3 separate regions of the Homo sapiens genome follow, and regions 1 and 2 are each linked to region 3. The links are chromatin contacts, found by Hi-C or POLR2A ChIA-PET in ENCODE. All regions are on one chromosome and are shown on one strand. The core of a region is the stretch at or near the end of the contact, and the rest is flanking DNA. Distances in the headings are between cores, read along the strand shown. Region 1 has its middle 28 kb from the start of JDP2-AS1. Region 2 holds the start of LINC01220 (long intergenic non-protein coding RNA 1220). Region 3 has its middle 47 kb from the start of LINC01220.

The links. A loop is a pair of places that touch in the nucleus more often than their neighbours do. ChIA-PET counts read pairs that join two places held with the same protein, here RNA polymerase II (POLR2A). Pooled maps may share reads with other maps.
Region 1: a map of heart right ventricle shows a loop between it and region 3 (9-fold over the local background). The contact joins two enhancer-like sites. A Hi-C loop is called at or near these places in 9 of 168 maps with a recorded cell type or tissue (Right ventricle myocardium inferior, gastrocnemius medialis, heart left ventricle and 3 more) and 10 of 50 pooled maps. POLR2A ChIA-PET finds 5 or more read pairs at or near these places in 4 of 52 experiments (GM12878, OCI-LY7, Panc1 and 1 more).
Region 2: a loop to region 3 is called in a pooled map, with 3 times the contacts of the local background. The contact joins the promoter of LINC01220 here to the enhancer-like site in region 3. A Hi-C loop is called at or near these places in 2 of 168 maps with a recorded cell type or tissue (endothelial cell of hepatic sinusoid and naive thymus-derived CD4-positive, alpha-beta T cell), 2 of 37 single-sample maps with no recorded cell type and 4 of 50 pooled maps. POLR2A ChIA-PET finds 5 or more read pairs at or near these places in 5 of 52 experiments (CD4-positive, alpha-beta T cell, CD4-positive, alpha-beta memory T cell, HEK293T and 2 more).

What each region holds. Positions count from the first base shown.
Region 1 is chr14:75,398,553-75,401,745 of GRCh38, reverse strand. No RefSeq gene overlaps it. Among named protein-coding and RNA genes, the nearest start is that of JDP2-AS1, 28 kb to the left of the region's middle. Within about 2 kb of position 1,770, at least 25 of the 41 ENCODE cell types and tissues checked have a DNase peak (open chromatin) inside an H3K27ac peak, as active enhancers do; they include gastrocnemius medialis, heart right ventricle and psoas muscle, where a contact is called at or near this core.
Region 2 is chr14:75,292,499-75,295,792 of GRCh38, reverse strand. It overlaps LINC01220 (long intergenic non-protein coding RNA 1220), which reads right to left and starts at 1,389. Exons shown (of 3, transcript NR_038421.1): 1 at 1,252-1,389; 2 at 1,056-1,116. RefSeq lists a silencer at 1,152-1,611 and an enhancer at 1,682-1,821.
Region 3 is chr14:75,339,558-75,343,018 of GRCh38, reverse strand. No RefSeq gene overlaps it. Among named protein-coding and RNA genes, the nearest start is that of LINC01220, 47 kb to the right of the region's middle. Within about 2 kb of position 1,823, at least 18 of the 41 ENCODE cell types and tissues checked have a DNase peak (open chromatin) inside an H3K27ac peak, as active enhancers do; they include gastrocnemius medialis, heart right ventricle and psoas muscle, where a contact is called at or near this core.

The sequences.
Region 1 (3,193 bases), core at 521-3,020, 59 kb before region 3:
CAAATCCCTCTTCCTTCCCTTGACACACTCAGCCCATTTCTCTGTCGGTTTCCTTCAGCTCTGACACCCTCCAATCAGGCTCTCTCCCATCGTTCTTCTGCCTTTCCGTGCTCACTTTCCTCCCCCCGCCCTTCTTCCCTGGCTCCTGTCTTAATCCCTGCCATAGCGACAGGGAAAAAAACAACATAACACTGGGGCAGATGAGAGCTGAGTTTCAGAGCCCTACTGAGGAGCGCAGGCTAGCGGGGAACCAGGAGTTTCCATAACGAAACTGACAAGAGGAAAACCTTGAAATCTTGGAGGAGTAATGAGGAAAACCTTGGGGTTAGAGAAAGAAGAGGCCTTCCAAAAGCCCAGAGGAGGCCGAGATAAAAAGAACAAGGAAGGGCCAGGCGCAGTGGCTCACGCCTGTAATCTCAGCACTTTGGTAGGCCGAGGTGGGTGGATCATGAGGTCAGGAGTTTGAGACCAGCCTGGCCAACATGGCAAAACCCCATCTCTACTAAAAATACAGAAATTATCTGGGCGTGGTGGCATGCGCCTGTAGTCCCAGCTACTCAGGAGGCTGAGGCAGGAGAATCACTTGAACCTGGGAGGCGGAAGTTGCAATGAGATGAGATCATGCTGCTGCACTCCAGCCTGGGTGACAGAGTGAGACTCCATCTCAAAAAAACAAAAACAAAAAAGAACAAGGAGGAAGGGCTTTGGAAAGTTGGTAAAAGGTTAATCTATTTGCCCTCCATGCCACTTAGCCCCTGACCATCCCAAAACACAGAAGTCAACATCCTTGGGATGAATTATGAGCAGAGGGAGAAATTCCAGGGCAGGGGAGCAGACATCAGGAAAACTGAGATCCTTCTTCTGAAAGGACATAAAAAGTTAATATTTTTGTAAATTGGAACCCAAGCATTTCAGGCCTGGTGGGATGATAAGGGGTTAAAGCTTCCACGGAGCAAACCTAAAGTAGCTTGGAAGGGTGTGGCCCCCAATTTGATTTATTTTAGAAGCATGGAAAGCCAATGAATGTGCTTCTGGCCACAAGACAGGACAGGTGAGAAAAAAGAAAGGAAAGAGGCCTGGTTTGTGTTTCCTGGAAAGGGAGTGTCGTTACAGCTCTCCTGGGGAGCACACACACGCCTCTCGTAAATGTATATGAGCCCTGATTAGTTGGCTCCTGCTCACCACCCTAGCATGTTCCCAGTGGCTGGCTCCCTGGCGTTCTGGCACTCAGGGCTGCCAACACCTGCCAACAACAAGGAAGCTGGGTATTGGGGCTGCAGCTTTTGGAAGCTGCTTATGAAACAGATGACTAAGCCCTGGGGGCAGGGGGAGGGTGCAGCTCATGCCTAGCTCAGCGAGAACTCAATCCAAGTCAGCCTTGACCCGGTGCCAACCATGTGCCAGGCTAGTCCCTGGGGATGTGAAGATGACGAGGCATGGTCCCTGCTCCAAAGGACCAGGCATGCCCATAAAGAATTGTAATCAGAGGCATGAATCTGCAGAAGAGGAGAATACAGGGTTTGGCAGTGGACATGATTTCCCAGGGGGACAGTGATAGAGGCAAAAGAAGGGGGAAGGGGAGTTTCTCCATTCATGTAGTCAGGCTAAGAGTTTTAGCCTCTTCCTAAAGCACACACCCTCTTCCTCATGCCCTCTTAATCCAGTTAGTCTGGCTTCTGTCACCCAAGTGGCTCTCAGACTCTTTCCTCTTCTCCTGTCTTGGCTCAGGTCCTCATTTCTGGCTTTGGCCCAGGCTCTTTGCACTCAGCACTGCAGACAACTTCCTACAATTCAGGTCCAGTGGGCTTGCCCCCCTCCTTGAAGCTGTCTATTGTTTCCCATTGCCCCAGAATAAAAGCTAAGCCCCAAGGTCCTTCACATTGCAGCCCCAAGCTGCCTAAAGCCGAGGGCTCAAGGAGGCTTCAGTGTAGGTTTGACTCAATAGCACCACAATGTCATCAAAACCCCTTCTTCTTCTTGGTGTTTTCCTCTCTGCCCTCCATGGTGTTGTCTTCATGCTCAGGCAGGCTTTTCTCATGGTGAGAAAACGGCTGCCACAATTCCTGTTTTCACACCTATGCTCCATGCTGTATAGAAGGAGAAAGGGAGAGAGCTTCTTTCCCTGAACCTGCCAGCAAAGTCTTCTCCAGTCTCTCAGGTCAGAATTGGGTCATTTGCCCATCTGCAGGCAAGAAGGGATTTTGCTGATTAGTCTATACTGGGGCTATTTACCCCAAGCCTAGGCCAGGGTGGAGTCGACTTCCTCCAAAAAATATGGGAAGTGTAGGGAGGGTGGATACCCCAAGGAAAATGGGGTAGTTACTGAGAGAGAATGGATGCTGAAGAGGCCACCCTTCCAGCATCTCCTCCCGACAAGCCCCACCCAGCTACTTCTTTTTCCCAAACACGTCATGTTCTTTGGTGTCTCCCAAGCCTTTGCACATGCCTTCCCTTCACCTGGGATGGCTTTTCATTCCTCTTGCTCAGTGAATGCCTACTCATTTCTCAAATGCTTGCCCATCACTTTCCCTATTCTTTAGATACTGCAGTCAACTTAAGGACAGGTTCTTATTCACTCCTAGCATAATGCAATACCTGGCAAAAAGTAGGTGCTCAATAAATGTTTATCAAGTTAATGAACACTGCTGATGAGACAATAGCAAATCCCAAGTTCACAACAAAGAGCTAGTATGTCTTCAAAATCTCTTCCCAACATCTAAAATGTAACAAATATAAGTAGAATTGTAGTGTATAAAGCTAGGATGGGTTCAGGTAAAGAAATGTTGAGGGGCCAGAGTTTGTCCAAGCATCTCTAGCATCATCCCAGAAAAAGGGCTCCCTCCCAGGCTGGCAGGAATGTTTTAGTTCTCCTGGCAGGTTTGTAGGTCCTGAAATGGAAAGGGACCTATCAGGCTCTCATAGTCCGATCCATTAATCTTCTAACCATTTAGACTAGCCTACTGGGAAGAGATTGAAATGGTCAGCCAACTCAGGCACTCTCATCTGGCTGACAATTATAGTCTTACTGTTCTTGAATAACTTGGCCTTCTGGTTTACCAGAGAATCTGCATTTCATTAGCATGGTTTGGTCTCTGAGACCAACACTATCAGTTGCTTCCTCGCTATTTTCTTCCTTAGTCACAGAATCCCTGAATTTTAGCCAGCGACTTGGTCACCTAGAACACAGAGTACA
Region 2 (3,294 bases), core at 140-2,639, 47 kb after region 3:
TTTAGGAAGTACACAATTCTTGGCCATCCCCCCCAGGCCCTGGTGTCATGGTGTGGGCTGCGTGTGGCAGCAGACGTGACAATGGCGTTCTTTAAGAGCCCTGAAGTCAATATTTAGCCTAAATGTACAACCCACCAGCTGAGCCAGGCAACAGGGTTCTGAAGCACAGGAAATTAGAAGCACCTAGGCGATGTGGAACACTATTTGAAGCTAGATATCCTGACTTTTATCAGTTTCTAACTAGCTGTGCAAGTTTGGATGGTCGAACCAACTTCTCTGAGCTTTAATTTCCCTGTTGGCGAAATAGGTTAAATTAGATTAAAAGTCTCCGATGTGACTTCCAGCTCTGAAACTCTGGAAAACACACACTCCTTCAGCCAGAGGAACTGGGGAATCTAGGGGGCAGGGATGGGGGTGGGAGGATGGTGACAGGCGTCTTGAAGGATTAACCCCACGCTTCTCCTCGCAATTGCAATCGGCTCCCCAGCAGCGGCCACTGCGGCACTGCCTGCCCCACCCCCGCCCTCTGGGCCCGGCGGTACACACCCACGGCTCCCTCAGAGACTTCTGGAATCTCGCTGGATTTCTCCCAGGAATGCTTATTGCCCTTTAGATCTGCAAATCGCTTTACATCAGCAACCCTGCCGCGCGATTATTAATCATCTCAATATTCTCCCCCATCCCCTACCCTCCCCCTCGCCCGGCCTGGAAGAGGAATTGCAGGGGTCCGGATTTATGAAGGTGATTCGTATTATTCATTCAATAATCAGTTAACTAAAGTTCATTAAGCGCCTAATAGGAGCAAGGTGCAGAGACACACAAATCCAATCACCACAGGGGGCAGAACTGTAGGGGGTCGATGCTCAAAGAACTTCACTGATATTCCAGTTATGTCCTGGGGAGGGGGTGGTTAGAGGGTGATGGAAAAGCTCCCCTCACAAGCCTGATGACAGTGCTGCAACCATTATGGACCACCCCCACGGTTCGTTTTATCATGCCAGGAAAAGGAAAATGGCCTTCCCAAGGTCACTTATCCCCCGAGGGGCAACACTGACCCCAGAACCGCCGTCTTCAAAGCTTTCCACTGTGCCATGAAGGAAAATTTTGAGTTGAAGCCTATAAAATACAGCGTTGGGCGAGAGATGGCATGATTTCCGGGCACAGAGTGAGAAAATCGTGATCCCAGATCACCCACCCACAACAAACGAGACCGCCCCAAATCTTGACTGCAGCTACAACCAGCAGACGCACAGGAATGCTGGAAACAGCTCATTCATCCATCGCGGCGCCCTCTCTCTGGGCCCCCAGCGCCCCTGCCCTTGCCTCCGCCTGGGTGGGTCCCGGGACAGGAGGCGGGGGTCTCGTGGCTCGGAGCCTTCGCCCAGCATTCCAGGGGCGGGGCAGGGACCGGGGGCGGGGCGCGGCGGGAGTCCCGCCCACAGCCTACCCCGGGCCGGCGGCGCAGTGGCTGAGCCAAATATGGGCAGAGCGGAAGCGGCGGGCCGGCGTCACGGCGCCGGGTGGGGGCCGCGCTGCGGGGCGGTGACGGGAGTCGCTGACGGCGCCTACGTGTCACCGTGGAAACCAAACAGTAAACAGAGGACTCGCGAGCTCCTGGCACCGTCTGGCCCTGCGACCTGCCCTGGAGCAAAGGGCCGGAAGCTGGGAAGGGCCAGGAGAAACCTTGGCCTGGCCGACGAGGACAGGGGCGCGGCAAGGGTGTAGAGAGGGCGGTGGAGGGGACGCTGAGAGAGCACTCCCAAACGTCCCTCCCTGAGGTCCCTGGAAGCCGGCTCTCCCTCTGCCCACGGGCCAGCAGGGGCTGGTCAGGAGCGGAAGGAGGCCCTCCTGTCCCTTCTTTTTCTTTTCCTTTGTTTTTTTTTTTTTTTTTTTTTTTTTTTTTGAGATGGAGTCACGCTCTATCGCCCAGGCTGGAGTGCACTGGCGCGATCTCTGCTCACTGCAACCTCTGCCTCCCGGTTCAAGCGATTCTCCCGCCCCAGGCTCCCAAGTAGCTGGAACTACAGGCGCGCGCCACCGTACCCGGCTAATTTTTTACATTTTTAGTAGAGACAGGATTTCACCACGTTGGCCAGGTTGGTCTCCAACTCCTGACCTCAGGTGATCCGCCCGCCTCGGCCTCCCAAAGTGCTGGGATTACCGCGCCCGGCCTCTCCTGTCCCTTCTGAGGGCCTCCGTGCCTGCAAGGTTGTTGCGGATACTGATTTTGCTTTGTTTTTCCTTTCTAATGGCTAAGAGTTCAGGCATTGAAGCCACACTGCCTGGACTCTAATTCCAGCGCTGCCACTCCAGTTGGATGATCTTGAGCAGACCTCTGCGCCCCAGACTATATTATTATCTACAAAAATAAGGATAATAGCAGGACCTACCTTTAAGAGTAGATGAGGACTTTTAAAATGAGTGTGTGTGTGTGTGTGTGTGTGTGTGTGTGTGTGTGTGTTTGGAACAGTGTCAAGCATGTTGTGAGCCCCAAGTTAGTGTTAAGTGTTTATTTTTATTCCCAGGCAGCACAAGAGAAACTTACGTAGTATTAGTAGTGCATCTCCTAAATCTACTACTGACGTAATGTTTTTTTTCTCGAGTCTTCTTTAGATTTAAAATAAAAGGGGGCCGGGCGCTGTGGCCCACGCCTGTAATCCCAGCACTTTGGGAGGCCAAGGCAGGAGGATCACTTGAACCTAGGAGTTCTAGACCAGCCTGGGCAACATAAGGAGACCCCGACTCTACAAAAATAAAAAAAAATAGCTGGGCATGGTGGTGCACACCTGTGATCCCAGCTACTTGGGAGGCTGAGGTGGGAAGATCTTGGGCCAGGGCAGTCAAGGCTGCAGTGAGCCTTGATTGCAGTCACTGCACTCCAGCCTGAGTGACAGGGAGACCCTCTCTCAAAAATAAATAAGCAAAAGGAATTATCTATTTTAAAGATAATATTCAAATCTAGTAAAAATATTTAGTTATTAACTAAAATGTGCATTTGTCAAATAAAAACATGGCAAAACACTGTATCACACTGCTTCGCAATTTTAAATTTTAAACACGAAAACTCCAAATGGTTACATGGAACAGAAGCAACTCAAATTCAGTCTTCACAGTCATTGTGTTATCTCTGTTTTTTAAGTAATTTTTTAAAATGAAGCGTACATATTACATTATTCAAACTCAATAGTAATCCCAGCAACTGTTTAGGACTTAAAACAACCAAAGATTTTTTCAGGAAGAAGTACTTTGTCACTGACAACATTAGAATTGCCAGCTCATAGTGTTTATTTAAAA
Region 3 (3,461 bases), core at 574-3,073:
GCTGCTGGGTACAGACACATGGCTTAGGTTTTGCCACTTAGATGCACCCACATGAGACTTTGATTTGGAAGTGAGCTACATGAGGAAACAGAAGGGGTGCAGGCCCAGATGGCAGCAGGTACAGCAGGTTTCTGGGGCTGGAGGTGGCAGTGGCAGCTCTTTGCCTGCAGCAGAGACAACCATGGTTCATGGTTGGCAGTGGTAACAGCTTCTTACCGACCCAATCCTGCAGTGTGTCTCTAGGAAGTGTTCATGGAATTTCAGCTTAGAGCTTGTTCCTTCAGCCCTTCTGACAATTCTGTGATCTTCCCAATATCCCCAAATAAACCCCTTCTTAAACTTGCTAGAATGAATTCTATTGCCTACAAATGTGCACTCTAACCAATGCAACCCTGATGTCCACCATTTGGCCAGGTAGCTTTCTCCATGTCCCAGACATAAACTGAAGTTGTGCAACCTCACCTGTGTGATGACCAGCTTCAATTCTTCCATAGATCAAAGGCCCTGGAGCCTTTGGGTTTATCTGCTATTGTAGTCTGGGAGAAAAGAGAAGAGGCTGAGCAGCAAGACCAGATGGCCATGGAAAATTCCTAGTACTCGGGGTTCCTGGTATTCTGGAAGTTTTTCCTAGTCTGAGTAGGGATTCTGGCTGGGCGCAGTGGCTCACACCTGCTATTCCAACACTTTGGGAGGCTGAGATGGGGGGATCGCTTGAGACCAAGGGTTCAAGAACAGCCTGGGCAATATAGTGAGACCTTGTCTCTACAAAAAAATTTAAAAATTAGCTGAGTGTAGTGACCTGACCCTTGCACCTGAAGCCCCAGCTACTCAGGAGGCTGAGGCAGGAGGATCACTTGAACCCAGGAGGCAGAGGTTGCACTGAGCCGAGATGGCACCACTACACTCCAGCCTGGGTGACAGAGTGAAACCTTGTCTTAAACTGAATTAATTTAATTTAAAAGGGATTCTCCCATTCATCCCAAAGGTGACTCTTAGTTGACTGGAAGGTTTCACTAAATAAATATAGAATTGCTTTATGTCTCCTAAAGACTTTCTTGGCACCAGACATTAAAGATTTTAAAAACACTCAACTCTCTCTCCCAACATGAGGCTGCCTCTGACTCTACATACCAAGTTCCTCTCCTTCAGGTTCCTCTTGTTGGCTTCTGACTCAGCTAATTTTCCCCTTCTTTAGGCCTCTTGAAGACTTTTCTCAGCTCCCCAAACCCTGCTTCTGCATAAATGCCTAAATCATATTTTCCCCTGTAGTGCTCAGTCACTTCCCAGTAAAACTTGACCATGAGTCTGTGAGGTCTGGGGGTCTGGAGCTGGTGCTGTGGCTGAGCTTCAGCCTTCATAAATATCTTTCTCTTTTGCCTGATCCTGAATTCTAGGGAAAATCTTTCCTCCCTGTTTCTCACTCTCTACTCTAGCTGGCTCCAGACTATGCCAAGGGATTCCCCAATCAGCAAATTGGGCTACTTGTCCAAACTTTATGGCCTCCTTTAAGGGTGCCACTGAAGACAAAGATAACAGGATCATGGGGATCCCCTGACCTCCTAATGTGGAAGCCTGTGCATGCTGGGTTTATTTCTATGTGATCACCAAAGATATTCCACAGAAATCCTCCCCAATCACCCTGCTTGTCATTCATTCATCAAAAGTTTATTCCCTGCAGAAATTGCTTTGGACTGAAACCCTATAGGAGGGTAGGTTCGGGATGGCTTGCCAGGGCCTCTCATAGACAGACTTTCATAGACAAGTCCTTGCCAACAGCTTAAGGGGAAACGAGGTCCCAGGAGGCCCCCGGCTGTCTGATCATGTGACCTTCCTGGCTCCGTTACAAGGACGTCCTGTTCCTCTTGGAGTGATGGCTCTACTGAGGAAGTGACTGTGTCATATCTGGGACAGGAAAAAAGCTATTTCAAGTCCTGAAGTAATCACTCGGTTAGGTAGTGCGGTCTCTTCAGAAACTGCCTGGACAGTGGAGAAAGACCAGTCCTGAGGGAAGGTAAATGGAAGCCCGTGTCACTAGGGCAAAGGAGGACCCACTAGAAGAAGAATGGCAGGGGTTGTCATGTCAGTCCTCCATTTGTGATACATTTCTGGCCGGTCATGAAGAAATGGCATGGGGGAACAATACACATGACCCCCAAACCAAGACGCAGAGGTCTCTCCACATATCTGGGTAAGCAGGAATGAATGAGAACATCCTCACATTCATGGCCTCCTTGGGTTTTAAAAGTACATTGAGAAACAGGATGGTACCTAATGGCCCATGAAGGTCTCTCCTCGGCTGGCTGGCTTTCCCCATGTGCAACAAGAGATTTAGGAGATTCGTTTGTATATTTCCATCAAGAATTCTGGGAATCAGACCTGAAACTTACTATTTCCTTATCACTTGGGTAGACTGGGGAAAATAATGGTTATATTCAGAAAGCTCATGGACCCACACATACTGATCAGTCAATGGTTCCTTAACACTTAACTAGTGTTAAGGAAACAAGAGAAAGGGAGAAGACCTTTATCCTGAAAATATCACCTATGTCTTCAGGGCCAAGCCATTTACCTGGGCCTGCCTAGCATACTGTAGGTGTTCATCATGTACTTTTTGGGTGAGTGGGTTCGTGTTTATGTCTAGAATGTTTGCATCCTTCTACATTCTCAATTTCCTCAAGAACAGAAGCCATGTATCTGCTTGAGTCCCAGAGTAGTAGAAAGAATCCTGGGCCTGGATGTGCTTCTCATCAATCAGTTGAACATGTTCATCTTTATTTGCCTGATAAATTAAAAAATAGGAGAGAGGCAATCAAAGGCAGAACGGTGGCAAGTCTTACTACAAGTCTATAGGGCTCTTTGTTTACCTCTAGGAAACCCTGGCTTCATCCAAGCAATCTCTCTCCATTATTATGCAAAATCAAGAAAATAATAATAGTAACATTCCTGCCAGAAATTCCAGGGCAACGCTGTTTTAGGCATCTAGGTTGGAGATGGCAGATATTTGGCATGCTTGCAACTACCTGATATTCCGTGTTCCTGACAGACATCGTGAATCAATCATTCTAATCATCACTAATCACTAATCATCACTATTCTGCTGACCCTCAGAGTCTTTCTCAACATTGCATTCCAGGCAGCCACTACCAATCAACTAGAAATCACACATGCAAAGGATGTTATCTCTGCTGTAGTCCATGATGGCATGTGATACTTTCATATCCTAAACCAATCTGAAAATTCTCACAAATACTCTTGATAATAAGTATCACTGCAATTACAGAATTACAGATCTGAAAGAGACCTTAGAAATCATCAGCTTTAATCCAAAATGCAAGATGAGCCTGGAGCATCTCGTATGGCAGATAGGACACTGAAGTCCACAGAGGGTAACCAACTCGCCCTAATTCAGAGTGTTAGTTAATGTCATTAGCAGTCCCTTACATCTGTATAGTGCTTTAGAG